Linked DNA regions of Homo sapiens: regions 1, 2, 4, 5 and 6 are each linked to region 3. Evidence: chromatin loops called from intact Hi-C (ENCODE). Cell type or tissue: heart right ventricle. All regions are shown on one strand. Region 1 holds the start of CORO2B (coronin 2B). Region 2 has its middle 19 kb from the start of CORO2B. Region 3 overlaps CORO2B (coronin 2B). Region 4 has its middle 24 kb from the start of CLN6. Region 5 has its middle 47 kb from the start of MIR4312. Region 6 overlaps ITGA11 (integrin subunit alpha 11).

The links. Peaks named below come from ENCODE experiments on the same cell type or tissue, not always from the same donor. Only the 100,000 strongest peaks of a DNase experiment are listed, where the experiment ranks them.
Region 1: it touches region 3 in a loop (6-fold over the local background); 60 of 110 quality-filtered maps call a loop at or near these places.
Region 2: a loop joins it to region 3, with 8 times the contacts of the local background. A loop is called at or near these places in 103 of 110 quality-filtered maps.
Region 4: it touches region 3 in a loop (8-fold over the local background); 23 of 110 quality-filtered maps call a loop at or near these places.
Region 5: a loop joins it to region 3, with 4 times the contacts of the local background. A loop is called at or near these places in 2 of 110 quality-filtered maps.
Region 6: a loop joins it to region 3, with 3 times the contacts of the local background. A loop is called at or near these places in 40 of 110 quality-filtered maps.

The regions. Positions count from the first base shown.
Region 1 is chr15:68,575,620-68,580,619 of GRCh38, forward strand. It overlaps CORO2B (coronin 2B), which reads left to right and starts at 3,374. Exons shown (of 12, transcript NM_006091.5): 1 at 3,374-3,658. The coding sequence starts at 3,644. RefSeq lists an enhancer at 3,562-4,429. In heart right ventricle, CTCF peaks have their summits at 2,982 (motif pointing right) and 3,196; DNase peaks (open chromatin) are centred at 2,892, 3,963 and 4,630; H3K4me3 peaks cover 3,037 bases; H3K27ac peaks cover 2,748 bases.
Region 2 is chr15:68,557,264-68,562,263 of GRCh38, forward strand. It overlaps a transcript of CORO2B not described here. Among named protein-coding and RNA genes, the nearest start is that of CORO2B, 19 kb to the right of the region's middle. In heart right ventricle, CTCF peaks have their summits at 2,511 (motif pointing right) and 2,722; DNase peaks (open chromatin) are centred at 1,658 and 2,508; H3K4me3 peaks cover 1,294 bases; H3K27ac peaks cover 704 bases; H3K27me3 peaks cover 412 bases.
Region 3 is chr15:68,671,518-68,676,517 of GRCh38, forward strand. All of the region lies in intron 2 of CORO2B (coronin 2B), which reads left to right. Among named protein-coding and RNA genes, the nearest start is that of CORO2B, 95 kb to the left of the region's middle. RefSeq lists enhancers at 2,422-2,922, 2,497-2,546. In heart right ventricle, CTCF peaks have their summits at 1,614 (motif pointing left) and 2,685 (motif pointing left); a DNase peak (open chromatin) is centred at 2,674; H3K27ac peaks cover 1,513 bases.
Region 4 is chr15:68,250,811-68,255,810 of GRCh38, forward strand. It overlaps a transcript of CLN6 not described here and the pseudogene HMGN2P40. Among named protein-coding and RNA genes, the nearest start is that of CLN6, 24 kb to the left of the region's middle. In heart right ventricle, CTCF peaks have their summits at 2,285 and 2,489; no DNase peak of the experiment used is centred here.
Region 5 is chr15:68,752,228-68,757,227 of GRCh38, forward strand. No RefSeq gene overlaps it. Among named protein-coding and RNA genes, the nearest start is that of MIR4312, 47 kb to the right of the region's middle. In heart right ventricle, a CTCF peak has its summit at 2,586; no DNase peak of the experiment used is centred here; H3K4me3 peaks cover 616 bases; H3K27ac peaks cover 1,437 bases.
Region 6 is chr15:68,303,742-68,308,741 of GRCh38, forward strand. It overlaps ITGA11 (integrin subunit alpha 11), which reads right to left. Exons shown (of 30, transcript NM_001004439.2): 27 at 3,845-3,955; 28 at 3,607-3,702; 29 at 31-144. Among named protein-coding and RNA genes, the nearest start is that of FEM1B, 28 kb to the left of the region's middle. RefSeq lists a silencer at 3,052-3,141. In heart right ventricle, a CTCF peak has its summit at 3,093 (motif pointing right); a DNase peak (open chromatin) is centred at 3,070.

The DNA of each region.
Region 1 (5,000 bases), 96 kb before region 3:
GCCAACGCGCCCAGTGAGAATACACCTTTATACTGGTGTATTCACCTTTGCTCCTTCTCAACCGCACTACTCCCCACCTCCACTGCCCCAATCTTCCACTCCTGTGATCACCTTCCAATTAAATCACCTGCATCCAACACCTCTCTCAGGCTTTGCTTTGGAGGAAACCCAAACTAAGATGGGCTATGTTACTGGAGACCCAGGATGAGTAGTGTTGTGGTGTTAACAATCGCACATATAAAATGCATGTATTGGCTGGGTGTGGTGGCTCACACCTGTAATCCCAACACTTTGGGAGGCCGAGGCGGGCAGGTCACAAGGTCAGGAGTTCGAGACCAGCCTGGCCAACATAGTGAAACCCCATCTCTACTAAAAATACAAAAATTAGTCAGGTGGGGTGGCGGGCACCTGTAGTCCCAGCTACTCAGGAGGTGGAGGTGGGAGAATCGCTTGAACCCGAGAGGCAGAAGTTGCAGTGAGCCAAGACCACGCCATTGCACTTCAGCCTGGGTGACAGAGTGAGACTACGTCGCAAAAAAAAAAAAAAAAAAAAAAAAGAAAGAAAGAAAGAAAATGCATGTATTTCTCAGTATCTCCTACATGCAGAGGCCGTGACTGGGCACAAGGGGATGTGGCATTGTCTGAGTTTGCCCTTGCTTTTCTAGACCTCCCTTCTGCCTGGGGAGATGTGACAGAAGAGGTGAGCCAGCAGCACAGGAGGGATCAGAAACATTTTCCTTCTGCCTTTGGAGAACATCACATGGGTTGGGGGCAGCAGATTGATGTTCCTAATTACATTTGGCTCAAGCTGCTATTAAGTACTTGTCTCATTCTCAGAGCCCACAACAACGGCGGATGGCGGGAAAGGTGCCAAGAGGCATGCTGGGAGCTCAGGATGACAATCTGGGATTTGAAATCTCTGTAAGATATAAAAGTGGACAGACAAGTCACAGCCATGGGTGCAGGGTGACTGGTGTCCTTGAGTTGCCCTTTAAAGGTTTCCGATGGGGTCCTAGGGCTGGAAGGGCCCTGGAAAGGTCTTGAGCTCCATCCTTCTGGCTAGAGGCTGACCTGCCCAAGACAGCTGAGACAGGGAATCTGACTCTTCCAATGCTGGACAGCTCGCTGGTGGGAAATGCTTTCATGGGCCTAATTTAAATTTCCTCTGCTGCAGGTTAAAGGTATATTTTGCTTGATTTGTTCTTGGTGGCATTAAATATTTGCTAAGCTCCTACTATGTGCCCAGGGGTACACAGTGAGAGAAGGCATGCCTCTGTGCTCAGAGGCTCATGAAAATGAGACCAGACCCTCAGAACTAAATGCAACAGGGAGAGCCATTGGGCTGGAGTTGTCAGGAGAGGTGGCAAGGAGGTGGTGCCGTGAGAGGTGGGATGCGTTTGAGTTAGTGCAGAAGAATAAGAGAGCATTCCTGGCAGGCAAGCAACGTGGGAAGATGCCTTAGGAAGGGTTTTGCACAGAGGAGACGCCTGAGGTCTGCAGCACATCTGCTACCCAAGAGATTTAGTAAGTCCCTGGAACTCCCCTGGGGAACGAATAGCTGCCTACCTATGTCCTAAGACACCTGTGAAACTCAAATAAGGCAGCAAGTAGGAATGGACCCTGCAGTTCACGGATTCAAAGCACAATGCTGAGCTTGATTTAAGAAGACTTTCATTCAAGTCCTCGCTCTGTCACTGTGTGCTCTTGGGCAATTCCCTTCCCTTCTCTAAATCCGTTTACTCATCAGCAAAATGGGGACGGTAATTCTTTCCTCACACTGTTGCATTTAGGACTCCCAAGAAAATGTGGTTAAAAATGGCAGGGCCGGGGGCGGTTGCTCATGTCTGTAATCCCAGCACTTTGGGAGGCCGAGGCGGGTGGATCACGAGGTCAGGAGTTCGAGACCAGCCTGGCCAATACGGTGAAACCCCGTCTCTAATAAAAATAAAAAATTAGCCGGGCGTGGTAGCGCGTTCCTGTAGTCCCAGATCCTCGGGGGGCTGAGGCAGAAGAATCGCTTGAATCCAGGAGGCGGAGGTTGCAGTGAGCCGAGATCGCGCCACTGCACTCCAGCCTGGGCGACAGAGTGAGACTACTCCGGTCTCAAAAAAAAAAAAAAAAAAAAAATTGCACAATGACCCACAAAGCACTTCCTGGAGGCTGGTTACTCTATTATTATTGCTCCAATCTAGACACTGGTCTCCCGGAAGGCAGGCATCCCATCTCCTCTCTGTTCCCCCAGCACTTTCCACAGAGCAGGTGCTCATATATGACGTTGCCTTCGCTGTCCAGGTGAATTGCACCGGTAATTACCGTGGAGCAGGAAGCCAGCACTTCCGGGCTTGCCAGGCTGTCCTGCTTGGAGAACCCCTCTGCTTCCACCTCTGCTAACTCCTCCCCTCCACCCTCTCCGCGGTTCTGTATCTGCGGAAACCGGTTCTGCTCAGGTGCTTGGGAGGGAGACTCCTTTCTCAAGACTTGCGAGGTCACCTTCAGGTGACTGTCCCTCAAATCTCCGCAGCAGCTCCAGGACACACTGTGCCCCGAGTCAGGATTGGATCAACACACAGGACGCACCTGTGTTATCACTCCACCAGTAGAGCGGCACTCAGTGGTAGTGTAGACAGTCCTAGGGCAGGGCAGCTTCTATAACAAGAGGTTCCTTAGGGAGCTAGCGGCCGAGTGGAAAGAGCGGGAGGAACGGCTCGGGCAGGCAGGTCCTGTGCTGTGGTCTAAGTCACTTCCCACGTCCGTCCCACTCTGATCGTCAGTTTCCTCCTCTGCAAAACTCACTAAGGCGGCCTTCGGGCAAGTCATCGCGGCGGGAATTAGATTCGAAAGAGTGCTTACACAAATCCGTCTGGCCACCCTGTGCCCCGGGCCAGCGCGAGGTGGGGGTGCGGGCAGGGCTCCCGGGCTTGCGGCTGCCACGCCCCTCCCAGCCCGCCGCGCCACACTCACGGCCCACGGGCCGACTTTGCGAGCCTCCAGGGGGCGAACCCGACCGCCTTCTTTGCCCGCGCAGCGCCTCGGCCGTCCAGCCTGTGACTTCACCAGCGTCCCCGGGCCAGCGGGACACCCGAGAGCCCGGGGCGCCGCCCGTTCTCCCAGCCGGCAGGTGCCGGGAGCCAGCCTCGCCCAGCCGCGTGGCGTCCGCAGGCCCGAAGGGGTTAAGGCCGCGGACCCGGGCGCCCGTCCGGACTCCGGGAGCAGCGGTGCCCGGCGGCCGGCGATCGAGCGGGAGGCTCGGGGCACGGCCGCTGGCGGGCTGCGCTTCCTCCTCCTCCTCCCTCCGCCTCCTCCTTTGTAGCGAGTTCCCGGCCCCTCTTCCTCCCCCCGCCCCCCAGCCCGGGCCCTCTCCCTCTCTCCCTTTCTTCCTGCCTCGCCTTCCTGCGGCGAAGGAGGCTCATCTATTATAAATGCACATTCGGGGCTGACATCAGCGACGAGCGGCGGGCGAGCGCCGACGAGCGGTCCCTGCGCGCTGCCCGCCCGGAGCGCAGCCCCCAGGCTCGGCCGAGCCGCCGGCGGGGCGCGGGGAGCGAGCCGGGAGCTGCCGGACCCCCTTCCGCCGCCGCCCCGGGCCGCCGCCGCCGCCCCCGCACGCCGCGCCCGCGCCCCCGCTCCGCCGCGGAGTTTCTGCATGACTGTCACAAAGGTAAGCGCCGCTCGCCCGCCGCGCCCGGGACCCGCCGGCGCCTGCATCCCCCGGGCTAGGCTGCGGGGGGCGCGGGGGTGTGGGTGTGGGGAGGGGGCGCCGGTGCCGGGAAGGTGCGGCGCGCGCCTCTCTTGCTGCCGGATCCGCTCGAGTCACTCCGGCCCCCAAGGACTGCGGAGGCCAGGGGGAGGATGCCGCTCTGGCAGCCCCGGCGGTTTGGCCAACATCCCTCCGCGCCCGGCCCAACCCCGGGACTGCATTTTTAACCCTTGTTTGGGATGCTGCATTTTTAACCCCTGGAGAGCTGGGCTGGGCGGCTAGCGGTGTCCCTCCAGGGAGTGCGCGGCGGGAAGCGTCGCTGGCAGGGGCTGGTGCTGAGCAGTGGGTGTGGGGATGGGCCTGCCGCCCCGAGGAGGCCAGCGGAGGGGAAACCCCACCCCACCTGCCAGCCTCTGCCGCCCATGCCGGGAGCGCTGGCTCCACTCCAAAGCCACTCTGTGCAGAAGGCGCTGCCCAGTCCCGGGAGCCGCTACCAGAGACAGGGCAGGTCCAGGTGGTTGGCTTGAAGATGTGGGGAGGGAATGTGACAGGGGAAGCAAAGGTGGGCATCTTGGCAGCCCCCATATTGGAGGATGATTGTTGGGCCTTGTCATAGGGGCCCACGTTTATTGGAGAGACTTCAGGGGCTTCCTAGTTGTAGGGAGGAAAGAGTTAAGAGGAAAGATGATGGGGCAGTGGAAAGTGCCAGGGTCAAGGGACCAGGGAGACCTGAGTTCAATCCCAGCTCTATCCCAGATCCCCTGGATGACCTTGGTCGGGGAGGGGTCCACTTTGGGCCTCAGTTTCTTCTTGTGTGCTGTGAGGGTGATAATATGGGTCCTGGGTTGTGACAGGCTGTTAAAGAACCAATAACATCAAGGGTGTGAACCCACACTCTTCAGAGAGATCTGTCTGGGTACTGAGCTCACAGTCTGGCGGTGGCCTCGGGCTTGGCCGTCCATTCAAGGGCCAGACTCCACCCTTTCCAGCTGCCCAGCTGGGTCCCAGAATTGGGGAGCTGGAGGCCAAAGTGGGACCGGCAGCCCAGAGTGGGGTCAGATGGAGGGTCAGAGCAGTGGGGCCAGATGGAGGGTTGGGGTGCAAGTGATGGAGGTGGGGTGGTTTTGGCTCCTTCTGGTAAGCCAGGGCCTACCCTTGCCCTCCTGAGGTCTGCCCCAAGACTGAATGTTTGTGCGGATTCTTGGGCCCAACTCCAAACTTTGCCATTGGCCCTGGTTCTGGGACTTGGGAGCATTGTGAGAAGATGAACTTGAGGGTGCAGGGGCTTCCTCAGCTCTGGCTA
Region 2 (5,000 bases), 110 kb before region 3:
AGGGGCCAATCTATCCAAGGTCATAGCAGAGCTGAGGTTCTGGTGCCAATCTATTCAAGGTCATAGCAGAGCTGAGGTTCTGGTGCCAATCTATTCAAGGTCATAGCAGAGCTGAGGTTCAGTGGCCAATGTATTCAAGGTCATAACAAGGCTGAGGTTAAGGGGTCAATCTATCCAAAGTCATAACAAGGTCAAGGTTCAGCGGCCAGTCTATCCAAGGTCATGGCAGAGCTGAGGTTCAGGGGCCAGTCTATCCAAGGTCATACATCTGGAAAATGGCAGTGCAGGGATGGAAACCTAAGTATGCCTTGGGTATACCCAGCTTCACAAAGGGAAGGGCAGCATCCTAACCAGAGCAGCAGTGAGGCCTCACTACAGGCCAGACACTGTGCTAAGCACTTTATATGTAACCATTCCATTCATTATCCCTTTGAAGCACAGAGAGGTTAAGTAAATGCCCAAGGTCACAGAGCTGCAAGGTGGCAATGCCAGGACGTAAACCCAGGCAGCCTGACATCAGTTTGCACCACGCTAACTGGGACTCCACAGCCTTAGTCATGGTCCTTTAGGAGTTAGGGAAGAGGGGGTGCAGCAAATGACAGGCATGAGAGTTGCCAGCATTACACAGCATGAGGTCCTGGTCATAGTCCACACCTCCCAGGTAATATATTACGTCTGTCCAGTTAGACTTCGGAAGGCCACAACACACACCTTAAGGTAAATGAAGGGCACTGGGCACTGTGATAGGCCTTTGGGGCACAGTTAGGGGATCCCTTAACCCAATGGCAGGCAGGGCAGCCTGGCAGTGGAATGGCAGGGAGGGTGGGTGCGGGCAGAGAGGCTTCAGTAGGGCTGAGTCAGTGAGCTGGGCCAGCCTGGCGGAGGGCAGATAAGAAGTTGACAGGTGAGGTTGGTGTTCTGACCCGCTGCAGGACTACACAGCGGGGCTGGTGAGCCCCCAAGGCATCAAACATCTCTACATCCAAGCCCAGCTTCTCCGGAAGCTGTCTGCTGCTGCCCCTGCCTGGCAGGCCCAGGGGTCCTGCTGGAACCCTGAATGGCTGGGAAGGTGGGGTTGGAGAGGAGAGCAAAAACTCCCTTCCCCCTCACCATTTTTTTTTTAAGACAGGGTCTCGCTTTGTTAACCAGGCTGGAGTGCAGTGGCACAATCACAGCTCACTGCAGCCTCAGTGACCTCCCATGATTAAGAAATCCTCCTTCCTGCCTCAGCCTCCTGAGCAGCTGGGACCACAGGCATGCGTCACCATTCCCCCAGGTAACTTATTATTTTTTGTAGAAATGAGATCTTACGTTGTTGCTCGGGCTGGTTTCAAATTCCTGGGCTCAAGCAAGTCTCTCACCCCAGTCTCTCAAAGTGCTGGGATTACAAGCATGAGCCACCGCACTGGCCTCTCTCCCCCTTGACTCCAGACAGATGTGGTCTGCGATATAATAGGGGAGTGTGGACACGGGGTCACCCACCTCCTTTCTAGGCCTTTGTGGAGGCTGCAGGAGAGGTGCAAGGAGCCAGGTGGATCTCAGGGCAAGCCAAAGCCCTGCCTTGACTGGCTGGGTAACATTGGCCAAGTTACTTCCCCTCTCTGGCCTCAGTTCCTTCATCTCCAGGTCTTAGTACACACCGCGGGGAGGTGTTGTGAGAAATAAAATGCGATAGTGGGTGAAGAGGTGACCCACGCCGGCCACGCAGGAATGAGCGTGTCTGTCTTTCCCTACTTTACCATCTTCAGTTTTAGTCAGTAAATATGTTCGGAGATCCTACCACGCGCTAGGCGCCGTTCTTCCTGCTTGGGAGGGGTAAATACCTAGAAATGCGCGAAGTGTGGCTGGGCGTTGCCAGGAGAGCGGCCGGCACCCCACGGGGGCAGGGAGCAGACCTGACTCAGTGGCGTCAGTGCTACTTCAAAGCGGCAGCGCATTTCATTAAAAATCTGATGTAGAAATTACCCTGGGCTTTGTTTTGCAAAGAGCATTTGCATAAGAAAAAATAATCAGCCGGTTAATTCCCCCGTCCACTGGCAGGAAGAGAGACAGCCTTCAGAGAGTTTGGGACTCTCTCATTCCCGGAGAATTAAAAGCCTCCGAGACATCCATTTTAGAAGTTCTGGTCAATCGTTCTTAAAGTGCGGTCAGAAGACCCCTTGCGTCTGAATGGTTTGGAGCACTCATACAAGCAGAATCCCTGCCCCAGTCTTGAGTCTGGGAACGGAGAAGGGAGCGTCAGCGGGGTGGTGAGGGGGTAGCGGGGAGGGCGAAGTTGACCGTGCCAAGCCGGCCCGCTGGAAGAGCTGCAGGGACCAGACGGGGAGCAGACGGAACAAGCGTGCTGATGGTAAGAGGCCCCCAGACTTTTTCTTTCCCTAACCCTTTCCCTGTCTGGGCCTCCGTTTCCGGTTTTCCGGTTGGTGCAGTGCTCTCTGGGGTTCTCCCAGGGGGACTGTCGGTGAGGCTGCGGCGCCCGAGACCGCTCCACGTGCAGCTCCACGGCGTGCCCACCAGGGGGCGCGGCCCGCATCCTTCCTCGGAGCTGCGGCGCTCCAGGACCAGCAGGTCTCCCGCAAACGCGCGCGCACGGAGAGCACAAGGCGTGTGGCTCTTGGCATGTGTGCCGGTTGGGGTCCTCTGGTAAGCAGACGCTGAGATGGCGTTAGGAGTGCAAGAAGTTTGTTGGGGATTTAAACCTGTGTAAGGACGACTGGCGGGGAGAGCCTCAGACGGCAATGCAGATCTGACCAAGTCTCTGCCAGCCCAGCAGGGAGATCCCGGTGGAGACTGCCGATTTGAAGAGTCCCGCAATGGGATGACGTGGCCGGGCACTTGCACCCGTGCAGTGCTCAGGCATTGGCTGGGGGCTGCCTGGGAAGATCCGGATATTGAATGTGAAAGACAGGAGGTGCTGGAGGCTGCTAACTGTGCTCCCTACAGCTGGTCTGCAAGTTCATTCATTGTTTTCTTCCTTTCTTTCTCTTTCTTTTTTCTTTTTCGTTCTTTTTTTTCTTTTTCTTTCTTTCTTTATTTTTTTTTTTCTTCTGAGACAGGTTCTCGCTCTGTCACCCAGGCTGGAGTGCAGTGGTGCAATCATGGCTCACTGCAGCCTCAAACTCCTGGGCTCAAGCGATCCTCCCACCCCAGTGTCTGGAGTAGCTGGGACTACAGGTGCATGCCACCATGCCCAGCTAATTAAAGACAATTTTTTTTGTAGAAACGGGGTCTCAATATATTGCCCAGGCTGGTCCTGAACTCCTGGCCTCAAGTGATCTTCCTGCCTCCGTTTCCCAAAGTGTTAGGATGACAGGCCTGAGCCACCGCGCCCAGCCTGCAGGTTCTTTCTTGAAGGGAAACACCAGCAGCCGGCAGTGTGCAGCCTCCTGTCTCTCTAAGCACTGTCCTCCACATACAACCCATCTTCCTCCTCTCTGCTCCTTGCTGGTCAGGGCCGCTCTCCAGCTGTGCTCCCTAGACTCCTGCCTTTCAGGGCCAGCTTTCAGGACCTTGAGGGCAGGGTGCTAGGCATAAGCCAGTGATCTTACTAGTGGATTCTGTACGAGGGAAAAGCCTGCACAACCCGAGGGGACCAGAGGAAGCAGAACCGCAGCTCTCCTCACGATCTTGTGGGGACTTGTGCAAATTAGCACCACTCTTCTGGGTTTCCCATGGCACAGCCCGGGTAATTTTCCCTAGCGCCTCCAGGGATAGGATCCAAAATGGGAATTTAGGAGGGGCCATATTTCCCCCAAAGGAATGGCACACAGAGAGCATAGAGCTCTGGTGGTTGTTGAGGGATTTATGTTCCCTCCACCCCGCGTCCCCCAGGCTCCCAGCACAACTTTGCCTCTCAATACTGGTTGGGTCCCAGGAAAGGGAGCTTGAAGAGGGTTTTTTTCCAGAATCTGTCAGGCCTGAGGGTGCTCGGGAGATAAGGGGGAGGGGCTGGGAGAGGGCTGGGCTGGGACAGTGGAAGAGCTCCTGCATATGCCACGCTGGGCGGCCCCCCTCCCAGCTCCTCCCAGGCACGGTGATGCCCATCTGCCATTTTGGAGCGTTTGGGCAGTGCCTGCAGCTCACTCTCCCCGGTCCAGATGGTCACCCATCCCTCCCTCCCCGACTCTCCCCTGCCCTCACCCCCAGCCCCACTCAGAGCAAGCACCTGGACAAGCCAACACTGCCTCCCAGCGCCTTCCCCTTCCAGCTAACTGGGGCCCAGCGGGACAGGTAGAGGGTCCCCGGTTGTCAAGGAAACCAGGCCTGCCCCTCCTCCCTCAATCTTGCTGCAGGGAGGGAGGCAGACAGCTGGGTGGGAGGGTGGAAGATGGACAGAGATGCAGATACAAACAGTAGGAAAACATGCAGAGAAACACGCACACACCCAGAGCCTGAGAGAGGGTGGGCAGAGTGTACAGGATTTGTTGTGACTGTGCTCTGTCTGTTATCGTGTACAGGACTGAAAGAGTGTAGACAAGTATGCAAATATGTGCAGGGCCATGTGCCTGTGTGAGCGGAGCATGTTTCCGTGGGTCTGAGAGTATGAGGCCATGGTTATCCTGCTAGTGTGCTTGGTGAGCCTGTGTGCGTAGTTGTGCATGGGAATGTCAATGAGTAGTAAAGGGGTGCCTGTGAGCATGACCGTGAGTGTGTGTTGTGAGTGTGTACACATGCGTATGAATGTGGATGAGTAGGGGGAGGGCTGTAAGTGCCCTGTCCCCCCACTGGCCTTGTCCCTTCTCTACCCTAAAGGCAGGCCAACTGGGACAAGCTCCTACCCAGTGGGTACTGGGGCCCAGGGACTGAGGAGAAAGGCCTTAATGATGTTGTCCTCCAGCCACCCCTTCCCATGCCTCCATGGCGTCTGTCAGGGCAGTCCAGTCTGGAAGAAGTGGGCTGGTGAGTCCCCAGGACTACACAGAGGGGTCTTTGGGTGCTGAGCACTGGGTTGACTATGGGGTGCAGGTGGGAAAGCCTTGAAGGAAAGAGTAAAGGCCCTG
Region 3 (5,000 bases):
ATTACCCCAAAATGTGGCTGGGTAGTTCTGGTTCAGGGTCTCATTTGGTTGCGTTAAAGCTGTCGGCCAGGGCTGCAGTCATCTGAAGGCTCGACTGGGGAATATACACTTCCAAGCTCATTCTTGCAGCTATTGGCAGGAGGCCTCACTTCCTTGCAGGCTGTTGGCCAGAGACCTCAGTCCCTCACACCTGGTCTCTCCATAGGCTAAGTGTTCTCACTCATGGCAGCTGGCCTCCTCTGAGTGGTGATCCAGGTGAGAGCAAGAGAGCCCAGGCAGAAACTGGAATCTTGTGTAACCCTGGCCACATTCTATTAGTAACACAGACCAACCCTGGTGCAATATGGGAGGGGACTACACAAGGCATGTATACTAGGAGGTGAGATTACAGGAGACCATCCCAGGGTTAAAGTGCTTAACAGGGAAAGGTGTGTTCTAAGGGGCAGTCAGGGGCTATCCATAAGCTCCCAAAGTTCTGACTGTGCCCAGCTTTTTTGGAAGCCCTTGAGAGCATGATGGGGCCCACAGGAATAGTGAACCGGGGTGAAAAGATCCCACTCCACTTGTTCGCTGAGTGCAGCATGGGGAAGATTTATATCTAAAGTAACAGCAACTATCCCTGAGCAACTTGGTAATCGGGAGGTGTGTGTGTGTGTGTGTGTGTGTGTACTTTTTTGGTGTTTTTCAAGTCATCTTCTTTGAGTATGCATAATTTTCTGGTTTTTAAAAATTTTTTGAGACAGAATCTCACTCTGTCGCCCAGGCTGGGGTGCAGTGGTACAATCATAGCTCACTGCAGCCTCAGTCTCCTGGAATCAAGTGATCCTCCCACCTCAGCCTCCCAAAGTGCTGGGATTACAGGCATGAGCCAAGTACATAGAATGTTTGTATAACAGCCGGGACATAGATGTGCACCACCATGCCTGGCTAATTTTTGTGTGTGTACAGATGGGGTCTCACTATGTTGCCCAGGCTGATCTTGAACTCCTGGACTCTAGCAATTCTCTTATCTCGGCCTTCCAAAGTGCTGGGATTACAGACGTGAGCCAAGTATAATACACATCATTTTTGAAGTTAAAACAGAAATGTCTGAGGACAGTGAATTCATCTGACTCTCAAAAGAGACTGCAAGTGATACAGTGGCTCAGCTTTGGAAGTGAAGAAATGGTGCCTCTAGAACCAGGAAGAATCCTGTTCTGGGATGGAGTGGCCTAGGGAGAGGTGGAGAGGGAGGAGATACATCAGGCAGCAAACCAGGCCCCTTAGGTTATGAGGCAGGGACCTGCCACCCCATGAGCCTGCCCCTCCCCACCCCCACCAAGTGGCCAGGGACTGCAGGTGGGATGTGAGAGCCACATAATGTGAGCTCGGCGACCTTAGAGCAGCCCCTCACATCACAGTTTGGATCAGATGCGCCTAATGGGGGGTACCAGGGTGTGGGGTATGGGTTGAAGATGAGATCAGGTGCAGGTGGATGTGAGGACATAGCAGGCAGGAGAACCCACACCCCCAGGGAAAGGGTCTACAAACAAGTTGTAGCTTACAGGGGTGGTGAATGGGGGCCACTGTGAGTGCTGGAAACCTAAGCCGGTAGGTGGGTGGTGGAAGTGCAGAGTCTGCCCTCTTCTGCCCTTCAGCAGTAACTGAAAGGGGTGTCATTTGGAATGTCAGAGTTGGAAGGAGCCTCAGAATTGATTGGGATCCATCAATCTCTTAAAGATGAGAAAGAAAGAGGAGGTCGGGCACAATGGCTCACGTCTATGATACCAGCATTTTGGAAGGCTGAGGTGGGAGGATTGCTTGAGCCCAGGAGTTCCAAACCAGCCTGGGCAACCCTGTCTCTCAAATGAAAAAAATAAAAAATTAGCCAAGCATGCCTGAGTCCGGCTACTTGGGAGGCTGAGGTAGGAGAATTGCTTGAGACTGGACAGTCGAGGCTGCAGTAAACTATGATCATGCCACTGTACTCTGGCCTGGGCACACAGAGTGAGACACTGTCTCAATAAAATAAAATTTTCTTAAAAAAGGAAAGTGTCTTGGCCGGGCTCCGTGGCACATGCCTGTAATCCCAGCACTTTAGGAGGCCAAGGCAGGCGAATCACTTAAGGTCAGGAGTTCGAGACCAGCTGGCCAACATAGTGAAACCCCGTTTCTACTAAAAATACAAAAATTAGCCAGGCGTGGTGGCATGCGCCTGTAATCCCAGCTACTCAGGAGGCTGAGGCAGGAGAATCACCTGAACGGGGGAGACAGAGTTTGCAGTGAGCCGAGATGGCGCCACTGCACTCCAGCCTGGGCAACAGAGCGAGACTCCGTCTAAAAAAAAAAAAAAAAAAAAAAAGGACAGTGTCCCGCTAAGACCCACAGCACCGTGGGTGACTAACTAGGAAAGGGACTCCAGCTCCCAAGAGCTGACAAATAAAAGAAGGGTTGACTTTTTCGGTGGACCCAGAAGCAGCAGTAGGAGCTTATGGCAAAAGTTAGAAGGAGGCGGATTTTCATCTCATTATGAAGAATTTTCTAAGTGATGGGCACAGTTGTGAGCTGGGGTTGACTGGGAGCGGGAGAGAGGCTGCGTGTGTGTCTCGGGTCCTGGTCGGCTCAGTTCCCTCCCACAGAGTCTAAGAGCTTGGATGTGGCTGAGAGTAGCGCAGCCACCGCCCTCTGCTGGTGGAATGCTGGTAGCACAGCTTTCCTGCTTGGCCACGATGCTGCCCTCTGGCTAGGCGAGGCTTTCCAGAGAAGAAGCAACCCTTTGGGGTCTGAGAGCTCCCTGCTGGGGGCTTCGGGACGGTGGGTAGTATATATTCTCTGCACACATGTGCCCGGAAGACAGACGAGGCCATCAGAATGCCCGCCAGTGTCTGTAACTCGGGACTGAAGCCAGCGAATGCCCCAGGTGATTGTGTGCCCTGGGTCTTCAGGTGACCCTGCTGCCCCTTCCTGTGAGCAAGGTCTCCAGAACTGACAGGTGGGATGGGGCACTGGCCTGGGTGTCTGCAAACCTGGGTGTGGCCTGGCACAGCCATCACCCTCTTACTCACTGGGTGACCTCAAGCAAGTGCCCTCCCCAAACTGGACTTGCACTGGCGGTGGGGTGGAAGAGTAGGGGCCCTGACCGCCAGAGAAAGGCTCGTGGGCAGTGGCTTCTCCGTGGAGCACACGCGAAGAACATCAAACTCAGCAGTGCTCCATGACCTCACCAGGCAGGGTTGGAGTAAGAGTTTGCCCTGATCCCAACTACCTTATTCCCTCTTTCTCCCTCCAGCCTTTCCACCAGTGCCCTCATGCTCTTTTCCCTCAGACCTGCCTTCAGGAATATTCTCAAAGCTTATTCAGAATGAGTCCACAGTGACCAATATTATCTCCCACTACACTCTCTTTAGGGGTATTTTTATTTTATTTTGAGAGCAGCAAGGTGGAGCACGAAAGGAATGAATCCCTAATAGTAGAACTTCAGGTATCAGTCAGCTAGAGAGTCAGAGATTCTTTTATAAGGCAAAAAGACTTAGGCAAGAAGAAAGAGGAACTCTTCCCCCTTCCTTTTGTACTGGTCAGACCACAGGCTGGAACTACAGTATTGTTCTCAGCTCCGTGAGCCACACTGAAATTGGGAAATAGAGCAGAAGGTAATCTGAAGAAGGCAGCCATGATGGCGAAAATACTTCTAGTCCAGCATGAATTGGAATGTTTGTACCCCGCTTCAGCATGCTCTGGAATTCCCCTTGCGGCAGCTGCCTCCCATTTTGCTGTCAGTCATTCATGAGGATTTCACAGTAACTTTGAGGACAGGAAACAAGCTGTGTCAATTCCCTTTCCTCGGTCAGTTCAGCCTCTGCTTGGGCCTTTGGAGCTGTCTCTTCCTCTAGCTCACCTTCCCAGGGAAAGTAAAGCCTCTGAGGGCAGGAATAGCATCTTCTAGGCAGAGGAGGGGTATCCTGTGTCTGGAAAGAAATGGGGACTTGAGGAGGTAGGAGGTGAAGTTGTAAATTCTAGTTTGAGCTTTGCCACTTAGTTGCTGCGTGATCTTGAGCAAGACCATGAACCCTTCTGAGCCTCTGTTGTCTCATCTCTGAAGTTAGGGAAATGATAACTCCTCCACAGAGGTAGTGAGACTCAAATAAGATGTTTATAGATCTATTTTTGTAAAACCAAGGTCATGGAGATCATAACAAGTTAGTACATATTTAAAGTGCTTAGAAAACATTAACACATTGTAGGTTCTCTGTAAATGTTAGCTGCAATTCCACCTCCTGGAAGAGAGAATTTATTCACTTAACAAATTTTTACTGAGCACCTTCTCTGTACCCGGCACTGTGGGAAGCACTGGGGACCCAGCAGTGAACAAAACAGACAAAAACCCCAGCCTTCATGGGGCCTACACGCTAGCGGAGGAGACAGATAATAAAGTGGATTATAGGGTATAATATAGTATAATAATAGAACAGAAATGGAATAGAATATAGAATAGAATAGAATAATGCTAGGAGGAGAAATTGATTAGGGAAGGGGACAGGGGTGTGGGCAGGTGGAGGGGTGGCTGAATTTAAATACAGTGGTCAGGGAATCTGATAGGCTCAGCTTGAGTTAGACGCTCATCCTGGCCCAATCAGCTGTGTGTTTGTGTGTGCAAGGGCACAGTGTGGGCAGATAAGGATATCTGATTGGCTCAGCTTGAATTAGATGCCCATTATGATCCAATCAGTTTAGCGTGTGTGTGCTGGCAGTGGCCCACACTTGTGGTGCTAACATGACTGCTAGCGTCCGCATCTGTGGGTGAGGGACATAGGAGTCATGATGAGCTGCACAAACCCTCCAGAGGATTCTGAATTGAAGCAGGACTTCTGCCTCCTGGCCCACCTTAGCCTTTAATTTCCGGGGGCCAATCTAGCTTCAGGTCACCTTCCTCAGCTGTCAGGACTGAGGTGCCAGAGGGTAAGGGGTCTGCAAGGATAACCACCGCTGCCTAAACCCGTCAAATGCCAGACACCTCCATACAC
Region 4 (5,000 bases), 420 kb before region 3:
GAATGTGAACTACTTTCAAATCACCATAAAGTAAAAAAATCATAAGTTGGGGACTGTATTTGTATTCTAATTTTATACTAACTCTTACAAAGAATATCAAAAGAAGCATACTTCTTAACTCTGTATGAGGTTAGTATAAACTTAATATAAAACTAATCAAGGACTGTATGAGAAAGGAAATAACAGACCAGAATCTCTGATGAACATGGATGTAAATACTATAAACAAAATATTAAGAAACTGAATCCAACATTATGTAATAAAGACAATTTATGATGGCTAAGCTGGATTTATCCAAAGAGTATAAGAATGTAAATCATTCTTATACTCTAACATCAAATCCATAACTTTAGTCCATCACATTAAATGGATTAAAGGAGAAAAGTTATATAATTATCTCAATAGATATAGTAAAGGCATTCAGTAAAAGTTAACATCCATTTATGACAAAAGCTCTTAGTAAAGCCGAAATAAAATGAAACTTCCTATTGTTAAAGGTTATTTTTAAAAAGCCTATAATCTTCATCATTCTTAATGGTAGATCACTGTAAACATTGTTCCATTAAGAGCAGACTAAGACAAGGTCAGGCGCAGTGGCTCACACCTGTAATCCCAGCACTTTGGGAGGCAGAGGCGGGTGGATGGATTGAGCTCAGGAGGTCGAGACCAGGCTGAGCAACATGGCAAAACCCCTTCTCTACAGAAAATACAAAAATTAGCTGGATATGGTGGTGCACACCTGTAATCCCAGCTACTTGGGAGGCTGAGGCAGAAGAATCGCTTGAGCCTGGGGGTTGGAGGTTGCAGTGAACCAAGATCGCCCCACTGCACTCCAGCCTGGGTGACACAGTGAGACACTGTCTCAAAACAAACAAACAAACAAACAGAATAAGGCAAAGATGTCTGCTATCACCCCTTCTAGTCAATAAGGTGAAGGGTAAGACAGAAAACAGTACTGTCATTATTTGTAGGTAATATAATTGCATATATAGAAAACCTCAAAAGAATGTTCAGACAAATTATTAGAATTAATAAGAGAGTCCAGCAAGGTTGTTAACTGCAAAAATGCAAAACTGGAAGAAGGTATTTGTGACATGTAGAACTGACAAAAAGATCTAGCATGTGCGTGTGTATGTGTGTGTGTGTATGTGTGAATCTTTTTTTTTTTTTTTTTTTTTTTTGAGACGGAGTCTTGGTCTGTCGCCCAGGCTAGAGTGCAGTGGCGTGATCTCGGCTCACCGCAACCTCCGCCTTCCGGGTTCAAGCGATTCTCCTGCCTCAGCCTCCCGAGTAGCTGGGATGTACAGGCAGGCACCACCACGCCCAGCTAATTTTGTATTTTTAGTAGAGATAGTGTTTCTCCATGTTGGTCTGGCTCGTTTTGAACTCCCAACCTCAGGTTATCCACCCATCTTGCCCTCCCAAAGTGCTGGGATTACAGGCGTGAGCCACCACACCCGGTCTTGTGTGAATCTTAAAATAAGAAAAAGACAAACCAGTAGGAAGATGAGCAAAATACATGAATAGGCACTTTACCAAAAAAGGAAGCATAAATTACCAACAAACATGAAAAGATGCTCAACCTCATTGACAATCAGGTAAATATAAATAAATGCCACAATAAGCATTTTATTCCAACTCTATTGGCAAAAATTAACAAATTTAGTAGCAAGTACTGGTGAAGATATGTATCAGTGGAACCTCTTTTATACCACCAATATTGTGTAAATTGGTACAATCTTGAAAAACACTTTGGCAATATTTTGTAAAATTGAACTGGATATATTGCAGGGAAGTTCTTGCACAAGCATAACAATATTCAGTGCAGTACTATTTACCAAAAATTGGGGTCTACCAAATGTCTACTGATAGGAAAATGGAAAAATAGTGATATATTCACAGAGTGCATGTACTATAGCTACACACATCAACCTGGTCAAATATAATGTATGAAAAAGGCAAACTGTGGAAAACTAAATAAAGTCAAACTTGCATAAAGCTCAAACAAGTAAACTAAACAATATCTTGTTTAGTTATATCTATGCCTATGATAAAACTACATATTTTTAAAAATCAAGAATATAGTCAATCTGAAACTCAAGCTAGTATTACCTCTGGTGAGGAGGTAGAGCAAGACAGGAAAGGGGAATACAGGTGGATGCATGAATAGGCAGTGTTCTAGTTCTTAAGTTGAATGGCGAGTTTCTAAGTCTTCATTTCATGTTGCATTTGTTCTTTTGATGTATCAAATACTATAGTTTTTAAGAGAGCTGTAGTTTCCCTCTTTCGCCACTACATGGCAGGCTAGCACCTTAGTGAAATAAATCCTGAATGGGAAAGGCTGGTGTAAATGGACATGTACCTAATAGCTTTCTAGCAGCATTCTAATTTCCCCATGCGGATACATATAAAATAGGGCTTGATGTGCTCAGAGTGTTTAAATGCACAACCACAGCATCTCAGGCGTACATCACTGTGGCATGGATCTTGCAGCCACGTGACCGGGTTTTTTGTTTTTATTTTTCCTTTCTTTCTGCCTGGTTATGTAACTATTTTTGCAAACTTAGAAGTGTTTCTGTTTGAATGCTGAGTTTTATTTCTCAGAATGTTCCAATATTTCCCAAGGCATTCATTCCTAAATTAATAACATGGAGCGGGAGGACAGTCCCTCATGGCAATTGACACATCTAACTTGCACTTTTATGTCTAACATTTTGGAGCTGTGTTTTTCACCACTAGCATTAGAACCACTGTTTAATAATGTCTGATGACACTATTGCAATATATAAAGTAATACTTAAAATTTAGTAACAATCAATGTTAAAATAGCAATGCAATAGTCATCAAAATCACTCACAGAAAGTCTGGTGCCAAATAGCTTGTTCACATGATGTGATTGATGTGACAGTGACACAAATGTCGGCAGATACTTCTTTTTTAGCCGCCGATATTATGCCACCAGTGGCGACACACAAACAGCATAAAGTCTAACTTCTATAAATCTCAAGTAAACTAAACAATATCTTCTTTGGTAATACCTATGCCTATGATAAAACTACATTTTTTTTTTTTTTTGAGACAGAGTCTCGCTCTGTCGCCCAGGCTGGAGTGCAGTGGCGCAAACTCCGCTTGCAGTGGCTCACTGCAAGCTCCGCCTCCCGGGTTCACGCCAATCTCCTGCCTCAGCCTCCCGAGCAGCTGGGACTACAGGCGCCCACCACCGCGCCCGGCTAATTTTTTTTGTATTTTTAGTAGAGATGGGGTTTCACCGTGTTAGCCAGGATGGTCTCGATCTCCTGACCTCGTGATCCGCCCGTCTCGGCCTCCCAAAGTGCTGGGATTACAGGCGTGAGCCACCGCGCCCGGCCAAAACTACATATTTTTTTAAAAATCAAGAAAATGGTCGACATGAAATTCAAGCCAGTATTATCTCTGGTGAGGAGAGAGAGCACGATACGAAAGGGGCATAGGGAGCATACAGGTGGATGCATGAGCAGGTAATGTTCTCGTTCTTAAGTTGGATGGTGGTGAGCCACCCACTTGCAGCTTCACTCTCTAGACTTGCCCTGTCTGCTACCATAGCACTAGACACACGTGGCAAGGGAGCACTTGAAATAAGATGTGCTGTAAGTATGAAATACACACTGGAGTTTGAAGACTTAGTATGAAAAAAGGTCAAATGTCTCTTAATAAATTTTAATGTTGATTACATGTTGAAATGATAATATTTTGAGCAGTGTGAAAAAGAGGTGAGAACGACCCCAGGACAGATCAAAGCCACGCTCCCAGCGCCTATGTCCCGCCGCCGTTGCCGCCACCACCGTGCCCAGGAGAAAGGCTGAAGGTGATGCTAAAGGAGATAAAACCAAGATGAAGGACAAACCACAGAGAAGATCCACGAGGTTTTCTGCTAAACCTGCTCCTCCAAAGCCAGAGCCCAAACCTAAAAAGGCCCCTGCAAAGAAGGGAGAGAAGGTACCAAAAGGGAAAAGGGAAAAGCTGAAGCTGGCAAGGAGGGGAATAACCCTGCAGAAAATGGAGATGCCCAAACAGACCAGACACAGAAAGCTGAAGGTGCTGCAGATGCCAAGTGAAGTGTGTGCATTTTTGATAACTGTGTACTTCTGGTGACTGTACAGTTTGAAATGCTATTTTTTATCAAGTTTTACAAAAATGCAGAATTTTGTTTTACCTTTTTTTTAAGCTATGTTGTTAGCACACAGAACACTTCACTGTGTTTTTTGGGAAAGGGGCATATGTCACTAACAGAATGTCTCCGAAGCTAGGTTGATGTGGGGAAAACCCTTTTCCCTTCTAGTTTTGGGAGACTTGCCCTTGGCTCCCAGGAAGGGGGATTCCCTGACTTTGACACACAAGGTCCCTTGGCACAAAAGCCTCGTGGGACGGAAAAACAAATTCCTTTCTATGTCCTCTTCTCCCTTTCCACCTTTCAGCATAGATTTAACTCCCTTAAACCCAGACACCTGTTGGACCTGACCCCCCCCAATAATTGGTTACTGGTGTGTCAGGCAATCTAGCCTTTCCAGTGATGCCACTGAGATGGAACCCCTCAAAAAAGCAGTGGTTCTGTTTCTAGATTGTGGATCTTCAGATAAATTCTGCCATTTTCATTTCACTTCCTGAAAGTCAGGGTCAGCTCATGAAACATTGTTAAACAACATGCTAAACATGAACTATCAACCTCACTCTAAACTTTCCCTGTTCAGAGCATCAGATGAGGACTTCATTTGGGTTTTATAGTGGCTTTCTGATTTTTGGTAGTCCTTTGAAGAAGGGAGTTTGAAAGTCACTGCATATGTTAACTATTGTTTGCCCATGCCCTGCCTGAAATGCCATGATTGTTTATGGAGAGTATCTTTAATAAAGCTGGATACAGTTTGGCTTGGGAAAATAAAAGAAACAATATTTTGTATATGTTTGGTTAAATGAAATACTTCAATTCATTTCACCTGTTTCTTTTTACTTTTTCTTTCTTGTTT
Region 5 (5,000 bases), 81 kb after region 3:
TGTATTTTTAGTAGAGATGGGGTTTCACCATGTTGGCCAGGCTAGTCTGGAACCACTGGGCTCAAGTGATCCACCCACCTCGGGCCTCCCAAAGTGCTGAGATTATAGGCGTGTGCCACCACACCCAGCCAGTACTTTTTAAAATGCCGCAAATAATTAGAAAAAGAAATTAAGAATCAATACTGGCCAGGCCCGTTGGCTCACGCCTGTAATCCCAGCACTTTGGGAGGCCGAGGTGGATCGCCTGAGGTCAGGAGTTCGAGACCAGCCATGGTCAACATGGTGAAACTCCGTCTCTACTAAAAATACAAAAAATTAGCCAGACGTGGTGGTGGGCGCCTGTAATCCCAGCTACTTGGGAGGCTGAGGCAGGGGAACCACTTGAACCCGAGAGGCAGAGGTTGCAGTGAGCCGAGATCGCGCCATTGCACTCCAGCCTGGGGCAGAGGTTGCAGTGAGCTGAGATCGCGCCGTTGCACTCCAGCCTGGGCAACAAGAGCAAAACTGCATCTCGAAAAAAAGAAAAAAAAAAAAAAAAGAATGTGACTGAGCAGTTACTTTAATGCACTGCTGGTGGGAGTATAAATTGGTACAATCACTTACAAAATAATTAGTCGTTTTCATGTAAAGGCCAACATTTCCAAACTCTAGGCAGTGGTTCTTGTACTTTGGTGTGATTCAGAATCGCCTATGAAAATTGGTTAAAAACAGAAATAGGCCCAGGTTCTGGGCCACTTCAGTGAGCTCTTTGTATTCCCTATTGGCCTTCCAGGAGATTCTGATAGACAGAAAAGTTTTGTGGGGTTTTTTTGTTTGTTTTTTTTTGAGATGGAGCCTCACTCTGTCGCCCAGGCTAGTGGTCCACCCGCCTCAGCCTCCCAAAGTGCTGGGATTACAGCCGTGAGCCACCGCGCCTAGGCGTCAAAGTTTGAGAACTGCCATTGTAGACCCATTCCTCATTGTATGAACTGCCAAAACTCTTGCACATATGCACCAGGAAGCATGTACAAGATTGTTCATTGAAGCAATGTTTCTAATTTTAAAAAACACGGAAGCAACTTAAATGTTCATCGACCAGAGAATAGATAAATTACAGCATATTATACAGCAGTGAAAATAAATAATGTACAGCTACATGCAACTTCTTGGAAGAATCATAATGTTGAAGGGTAAAAGAGTGCAGGATAGAATTTTTTTTTTTTTTGGAGACGGAGTCTCTCTCTGTCGTCCAGACTGGAGTGCAGTGGCGCCATCTCGGCTCACTGCCACCTCTGCCTCCCGGGTTCAAACAATTCCAGGATAGAATTTTTATAGAGCTCAAAACCAAGCAACATTAAACAACATACCATTTAGCATACATATAAGAACTATGTATTTTAAAAACAAAGAAAAAACTCAAATATTTAGGATAGTTAGAGGGGGGTAGGAGAAAGGAACAGAAGGGGATCTCAAAGGGAAATAGTTCTTGGTAATGCTCTAAATGTTGACCTGGGTTATAGTTCACTGTGCTACTTATTCTTTATAAATAATATATGAGTTATCTGGCCGGGCATGGTGGCTCACACCTGTAATGCCAGCACTTTGGGAGGCCGAGGCAGGCAGATCACGAGGTCATAAGATCGAGACCATCTTGGCTAACACAGTGAAATCCCATCTCTACTAAAAATACAAAAAATTAGCCAGGCGTGGTGGCGGGCGCCTGTAGTCCCAGCTACTCGGGAAGCTGAGGCAGGAGAATGGCATGAACCCGGGAGGCAGAGCTTGCAGTGAGCAGAGATTGCGCCACTGCACTCCAGCCTGGGGAACAGAGCGAGACTCCATCTCAAAAAAATTAAAAATAAAAAAATAAATAAATAAATATAAGAAAATAAAAATAATAAATAAAAGTTATCTATAACATACACTATTAAAATTAAATAAGAAAAAAATGCATGAACCATAAGAATAGTGTTATCTGGGAGGAAAGTGTGAGTGATTGTGATTGTGAATTATAAAGAGGCTTCAATTGTATTGGTCAGGCTTTATTTCTTAAGCTGGCTGGTAGATGCACAGGTATTCTCTAATCTGTGTTTTATGCATTTTCTAAATATAGGCTTGGGGAAGCAGGAGAGAGAAAGAGAGAGATGATATATCACTAAAGAACAGGATGGAAGGCTGATTGCCCTTCAACAGGACTAAGCTGAAAACATTTTGTTGGGGTAAAAAGCTGCTTTGCGGTAGTTTTGGGGTTTTTTCCTCTTTTTTTGTTTTTTTTTTTTTTGAGACGGAGTCTTGCTCTGTTGCCCAGGCTGGAGTGCAGTGGTGCAATCTTGGCTCACTGCAACCTCCACCTCCCAGGTTCAAGAGATTCTCCTGCCTCAGCCTCCTGAGTAGCTGGGATTACAAGGGCCCACCACTACGCCCGGCTAATTTTTGTATTTTTAGTAGAGACGGGTTTCACCATGTTGGCCAGGCTGGTCTCAAACTCCTGACCTCAAATGATCCACCCGCCTCAGCCTCCCAAAGTGCTGGGATTACAGGAGTGAGCCACCGCGCCCGGCTGCAGTAGTCTTAATGATTCATTCTCGTGGCCCCATCAAGAGGCTATCAGAGGTGAAACAACAGAGGAAGCAATAATCAGGGACTAAAGCCACAAGATGACTTCCAAATAACCTGTTGGTGACAAGGACAAAACTGAGTAGGGAAACTGTAGGTTCCCGAGACCGATGAGAAGCTGGACTCCAGGAAGTGATGTTACTGGGAAATTACATATTTATGTAAAGACGCAATCCAGGAAGTAGTGTTTTCGTTCCTGTTTGTAGCAGGGGAGGCAGACATCCTTGATGAGAACCTGCACGGGGAGCTTCCTGAGCAAAGGCGTTGCGGAGCTTTGCAGCAGTATGCCAGGGCTGTGGAGAAAGGAGAAAGGAGAAAGAAGACAGGGCAGGATGTCCCACCCGCTGGGGAGGTGGCAAGCCCTGAGGAGTGCCCAATGAGACGCCCCAACTACAAGTATCTTCTTGAGATGACACAAAACCAGAATACAGGCTTCTTCCAAGATCCATGTTTGCCCCTCTTTCATTGTGAGAGAAGAGCAGCTGAAAAGAATAGATGTTTTCGGCCACGTGGGTGGCTCACACCTGTAATCCCAGCACATTGGGAGACCGAGGCCAGCAGATTGCTTGAGCTCAGCCAGTTCAAGACCAGCCTGGGCAACATGGTGAGATCCCATCTCAAAAAAGAAAAATATTTATATTAAAAGAAAGCAGAAATTTTTTTTAAAAGAATAAATGTTTAGAATAGTTCTATAAAGCAGAAGAAAATCAAGACAATGTTGGCCAGGTGCAGTGGCTCATACCTGTAATCTCAGCATTTTGGGAGGTCAAGGCAGGAGGATTGCTTGAGGCCAGGAGTTTGAGACTACCCTGGGCACCATAGCAAGACCCTGTCTCTACAAAAATAAAAATACAGTGTTTTGGTTTAGGAAAATAAAGAAAAGGAGAGGAAAAAGGAAAAGAAGCACAACCACCAAGCACCAGTAGTAAATATCTACCAGCAAGGATGAGCACTGCCAGAAAAGGGCTGAAAGAAGATGATAAATTCAATCACTTTTTGCTGTAAAGCCCTGGATATAGCTTAAAACTTAGGGACTCCAACGATGGCCAGAGACTGCAGATTCCTTTGGCTTCTGGACAAATTGAGTTAGGCTCAGGAACCATATCAGCTCAGGAAACCCCTCCCAGACACCAGTAAGACATCTGGGAAAAGTAATAAATGGGAAGGTGAGTAATAGGATGATAAAACAGGGTCCCCAAGACACAACAAACATCACATTTTAAGATAAACGAGAAAGAAGGCAGAACCAAGAATCTTTTTCCTAAGAAAGATTTCCAAATGGCTCATACTCCAGAAAACTCAGCAAAAGAATGGGAGCAATAATATGCTAAGGTGAAGGAGGAAGGCAGGCTGAATACCTCAGAAATTAGGGAAAGGATGATAAAAAGGAAAAGAAGCTTGGAAAATTAGGATTCCTCAGATAGAAACTTTATCCAGAGTTTGAAACTAGAAGGTGCAACAACTTTGTCCTTAGAGGGTCAGGTGTACTGAAATAGACACTTCCTGCTGACAACTTCAGCAGCACAGAAATTCTTTATTGGAAGATGAAGCTTTATCCTCTCTCTTCTCAGTTTTCCTGGTAGGAAACTGATTCCTTGAAAATTCCCTTTATATGATTTCAAACGACTTTCTCCAAAGATCAATCCTTCATTTTTCAGTGATTCTCCTCCTTTCTTGAGAACAGTCTCTCTTCCCCAGAAGCAATGGAGTTCTTTGGGTGGGATTCTTCTCATCAGGCCCATCCTTTTCAAACATCCTTTTTTTTGTTGTTTTTTTTTTTTCTTTTTGAGATGGAGTCTCTCTCTGTAACCTGGGCTGGAGTGCAGTGGTGCGATCTCTGCTCACTGCAACCTCTGCCTCCCAGGTTCAAGTGATTCTCCAGCCTCAGCCTCCCAGGTAGCTGGGACTACAGGTGGCGCACCACCATGCCTGGCTAATTTTGTATTTTTAGTAGAGATGGGGTTTCATCATGTTGGTCAGGCTGGTCTTGAACTCCTGACCTCTGGTTGCCGTCTGCCTCGGCCTCCCAAAGTGCTGGGATTACAGGTGTGAGCCACCGTGCCTGGCCCAAACATTCTTGATCCATGATTTCTTTAGTTTGAAGTGGCCTTGCAAGTTAAAACTTGAGCTTAGTGTACCTGCCAAAATTTCAAAGATGTATACTCTTTGACCCAGCAGTGACAATTCTGGGAATTTATCTTGCAGATACACCAGCAGACTTGCAAAATGACATGTCTACAAAGTTATTCGTTGTGGTATTGTTTGTAACAGCAACAGACTGGAAACTAACAGGATACTGGTTAAATAATTTATGGCTCATCCACACAATGGATTACTATATAGCCATTTTTTTTAAAAAAAAAAAAAAAAAGGAAAAGCTCTCTTTGTACCAATACAGAGCAATA
Region 6 (5,000 bases), 370 kb before region 3:
GCTCCTTCCCTCCCCTGCCAGGGCCCTCACCTTCCACAGTGCCAGGACCAGCAGGGCCAGCAGTAGGAGGCCCCCCAGGGTGCTGCCTACAATGATCCAGATGGGGACCTGCCAGTCCTCTTGCTTGGAGATCTCAAACACGATCTGCAAGGGGAGGGGGGCCGGGCCAACAGCATTACTCTTCTGGGGCTGGGGTGGCAGTCTGGGAGGGGCAGGAGGGTGGAGACAGCTGGCACCTGGTGGGGGAGCTGCATCCTCTTCCTCAGGGGGATACCAGAGGGATGGGTGGACAGGCCAGCCAAGGCCTCAGGACGACCACTGCCTGAACAGCCGACACTGGGTTCAGTGGCCCAAGTGATCCTGCCTCCTTGAGACACTTGCTGCCTTTGGCCTCAGGCCCCCGCCACTCCCTGGATCCTCCTCCCACCACATGGGCTACTCCTTCTCCCTTTGCTGCCTCCGCATCGCCTCCCGCACTTCTAAAGGTCAGTGTCTCCCACGGTTCAGTCCTTGCACCTCTTCTTTTTCTAGAGTCACTTCCTGGGTGAACTCAGGGCTGACTTTCCCACGAGTCACAGTAGTCATGGTGCCAAGGCCCATAACACTTTTAGGAGCCCATGAAAATGTTTACATTTCTTTTAAAATTAGAGGAAAAAATGGAATAGAATCCAGCTTGGATAACATTTTTTAATCTTTGTATCAACATGGTTATAAACCATAATTTTAAATACTTTTTTCCTATGGAGGAAGGTGTCCCAAAGGCAAAAGTGGCCAGGGCGTGAAGGTCAGAAAGTAAGCCCAGGCCAGCTCCCTCAGTCCTGTGGCTATCACCGTCTACACGCCGACTGCTCTCACATTTCTGTCGTCCGCCTGGATTCTCCGCTGAATTCCAGGCTCACACCGACTGTCTCCTGGCCTGCCTGGCAACTGTAACAGGCCCCTAACCAAGCTCTTAACACCCCAGCCCCCGAAGCCTGCTCTTTCCAGCTCTTTCTCACCTAAGCAAATGGCAGCACTATCCCTCCGCGCTGCTCAGGCCAGAAGCCATGTATCCATCACTGACCCTAACTCTCACACCCACACGGAGCCCAGCAGCAAAGTCTGTCCATTCTACCTTGGAAACACCTGGAATGTGGCCACCACTCCCACCTCCTGGGCCTGAGTGCCCTCACATCTCCTCTGGAGACTACAGCGCTGCCCGACTGCCTCCCCTCTGCAGTTTGTTCTTAGCATAGCAACTAGAGGGATCCTTCTAACGAGGAAGGCAGGCTTATGCTCTGCTCTGCTCTGCTCAAGCTCAAAGTAAAAAGTGCAGTCCTGGCCCTGGCCTGCAAGGCCCTCCCCTCTCGGGTCCCACCTGTCTTGCTGACCTCACCTCCTGCTCCCTCTTGCTTTACTCCAGCTTTCAGCCACCTGGCCTCCAGCATGCATGCCATGGCGTGCCTGCTGTAGGCATTGCTATTCCCTCTGCCTGCAAGGGTTTCCCTCACGCAGCCACGAGACACTCCTGTCTTCCTCATGGTCTCTGTCTGATGTCACTTTATTGGAGAGGCTTTTCCCAACTCCCCTGTATAAAACAGCACCCCCTGGCACTCCACCCTTAGATGTGTGCCTTTTTCTGGGTAGCCCTTATCACCAGTTGATAACGTTTATATTTATGTTTATTGCCTGCCTGGAATGTCAGCTGTAGGAGAGTGGGGGCTTTGTCTGTTTTGTCCCTGCTCTATCCTCAGAACCTGGAGCCGTGCCGGGAATGTAGCAGGAGCTCAGCTAACACGTGGAGTGAATGGACCACCTGCAACAGCAGACAGAGCCATGTGGAGTGAATGGACCACCTGCAACAGCAGACAGAGCCCTCCTTTGGCCACTGACTCACTGTTCAACTTGAGGCAAGTCACTGTCCCTCCTGCCTCATCTCACATGCCTCGGTGTGCATACCTGAGAGATGGGGGTGGGGACAGTGCCTCACAGTGTTGAGAGGTCTGTCACCATGTTCAGCACACAGCTGGGGGCCAGCAAATGGCAGGGCCCTTATGTGTGCTCTTTCTGTCCCTCAAGGCGGGCACCTGGCTCTGCCTCCCCAGCGCCAGCACCTAGCACACAGCCCAGCATACAGGGGCTTAATTTTGGGGTTGCTGGATTTCTAAAAGAGAAATGAGGCATGGCCGGGCACGGTGGCTCATGCCTGTAATCCCAGCACTTTGGGAAGCCGAGGCGGGCAGATCATGAGGTCAGGAGATCGAGACCATCCTGGCTAACACAGTGAAACCCTGTCTCTACTAAAAAAAAAAAAAAAAAATTAGCCAGGCGTAGTGGCGGGCGCCTGTAATACCTGCTACCCGGGAGGCTGAGGCAGGAGAATGGCATGAACCTGGGAGGTGGAGCTGGCAGTGAGCCGAGATCCTGCCAACGCACTCTAGCCTGGGTGACAGAGCAAGACTCCGTCTCAAAAAAAAAAAAAAGGGAGTGAGGCATCCAGAGAGTATAGAGGAATTTTTTGGGGGGTTGAGTGGGGGTGGAAGAAGGAAAAGTCACCTAAAAGACAAGCATCAATGTGAGAAGAAGGGTTCTCTCTCTCTCTCTCTGTGTGTGTGAGCAGGGTATGTGTGGGGGAGCGGGGGTGCCTGTACCACACCTCCCTCTCTTGGATGCTGGGAACATTGCAGCATCTTTCAAGATTCGGTTCAAACAGTCTCCAGAAAGCTTTCCGGGGATGTCCCTCGCTCGGAATCGCTCCCCTCCGGGCCTGTGCTCACCCCCAGACTGCACTCACCCATTTATTGTCACTGTTTCCCTGTCTGCCTAATTTATCTCTGTTTCCCCTTTGGGGCCCAAGCCGTAGGAGACACACCCAACAAATGCCAAATGAATGAACAAACAAAAAAGCTCCTTAGGTGGATCCTGATACCCCTCTGCCTGGCATCCCCCTGCCCTGGCTGTGATTGGTTTTTGTTGGATTGTTTTATAAGGGATGCTTCCTGACCCCGCCTCTTTGCTCTCCAGCATCTCCCTGGGGTGGTGTTGGGAGCTTACTCCGCCTCTGTAATAGGAATGTTTGCCTGGAGCCCAAGCTGGCATTTCTGGGGTGTGGCCAGTGGAGGGCAGCAGCGTCCCACGCCCGGCTGCCCTGTCTATTTCCACAGGACTGGGCTTTGCTTGCTTGCTTTCTTTTACAAATTTATTTCTTTTCTTTTTTCTTCCTTTGCCACTTCTTCCAGGAATGGGCTTTTCTTTAAGACCTCACTTCTCGTTGGGTCTCACAGAGTCTCACTCCTTTCCTGGACCCTGGATGAAGCCAGTGTAATCTGTAACAATCTGCTTTTACGCAACTAACAGAGGCTGATACCGAGGCATCTCCCATCCTTTGGTCTTCACAAATTCAGTTCACACCAGACCTCTGGACCTTCCCTAGTGTTGCCCCTGAGGCTTTGTCTTGCTTTTTTCCCTCTTTTCAGCGGCTGCCCTAACAGCCCACAGGTCTGCCTGATTCTCTCCTGCTGGGACATGCAGCCAGGGGTTGTAGGAAAACTCTATAGAGGAGCACGGCCAACCCTTTCCCAAGCTGTCCGGCCTAAGCCCAGTTCTGCAGGGCTCCCAGGGGCTCACCTGGCGGCTGGGATCCTCCTCACGGAAGATGAAGGGGCTGTGGAACTGCCTCTGCAAGGCTGCGTTGACCATGATTTTCATGGATTTGTACTTGAGCTGTGCAATCAGAGGGCTCGTCAGAAGCTGGCTTGGAAGCTTTTCTTCCCGTCCCCTCCCCAGGCAGCCCCAGGTGGAAGACATCCCAACAGCCGCCCCCTTTCCCTTCTTCCTTCCAGCCCAGCCCAGGGGCTCTACTTACTGCTTTTAGGGACCTCAACCACAGGTTCCCCAGTAGATGGAAATTGATTTCCTGGTTGGGGACCAGCCGTATATTGCAGTTGATGGAGACGACATCAGAGTTGCTGTGATTCTGAAAGAGAAGATGGGTCTCAGGGCTGAGCTGCTGGGCTAGGGGAGCAGGGGGCAGCAACACTGCTTGAACGACTGGGGCTCTGCTCCTGGGGGCAGGGGCAGAGGACAGGGGACAAAGAGAAAGTTGGGAGTGGGGGACATGTGCATTGCGTCTGCCAGGGGATGACTGAAGGACAAATGAAGGATGGTATATCTGATGCTCCACTTGAAGCTGTACATTGTGACCGGCCTGGATATATTCCAGGGACAGAACTTTTGTTCAACATTAGGGAATCTATAAATGTTTCCTATCACCATATAAACACATTAAGATAAAAAATTCTATGATCGCTGCAACAGATGCAGAAAAAGTATTTTAGGAAGTCCAACTTCTGTTCATGATAAAAACTCCCAGGGAACTTCCTGAATCAGATAAAAGGGGTCTTCATAAAGTTCATGGAAAATGTGTATTATGGAAAAATTATGCATGGATTCCAAAACTTTTTTTGCCCCAAAATAAACTCGTATTAACTTGTTGTAACCTATGTGAACAGGATCTAGTTTGAGGCACTAAGAAAGATAAGACATCAGTTTGAAAAGAGCCCCTATCTGAGCAACATGAATTCTGCTAAAATTGAAGCAAAAACAAACATCAAATTTATGGTGAAACTTGAGTGAAAGAACAGTGAAATCACTGATGCTTTATAAAAAGTTGATGGGGATGATATCACAAAGAAATCAGCAGTTTGCAAATGGATAACTTGTTTTAAGAAGGACTAGAGGGCTGGGCATGGTGGCTCACGCCTGTAATCTCAGCACTTTGGGAGGCCAAGGCAGGCGGATCACAAGGTCAGGAGATCGAGACCATCCTGGCTAACACAGTGAAACCCCGTCTCTATTAAAAAAATACAAAAAATTAGCCAGCCGTGGTGGCACGCGCCTGTAGTCCCAACTACTTGGGAGGCTGAGGCAGGAGAATCACTTGAACCCGGGAGGCGGAGGTCGCAGTGAGCCGAGATCGTGCCACTGCACTCCAGCTGGGTGACCGAGCCAGACTCTGTCTC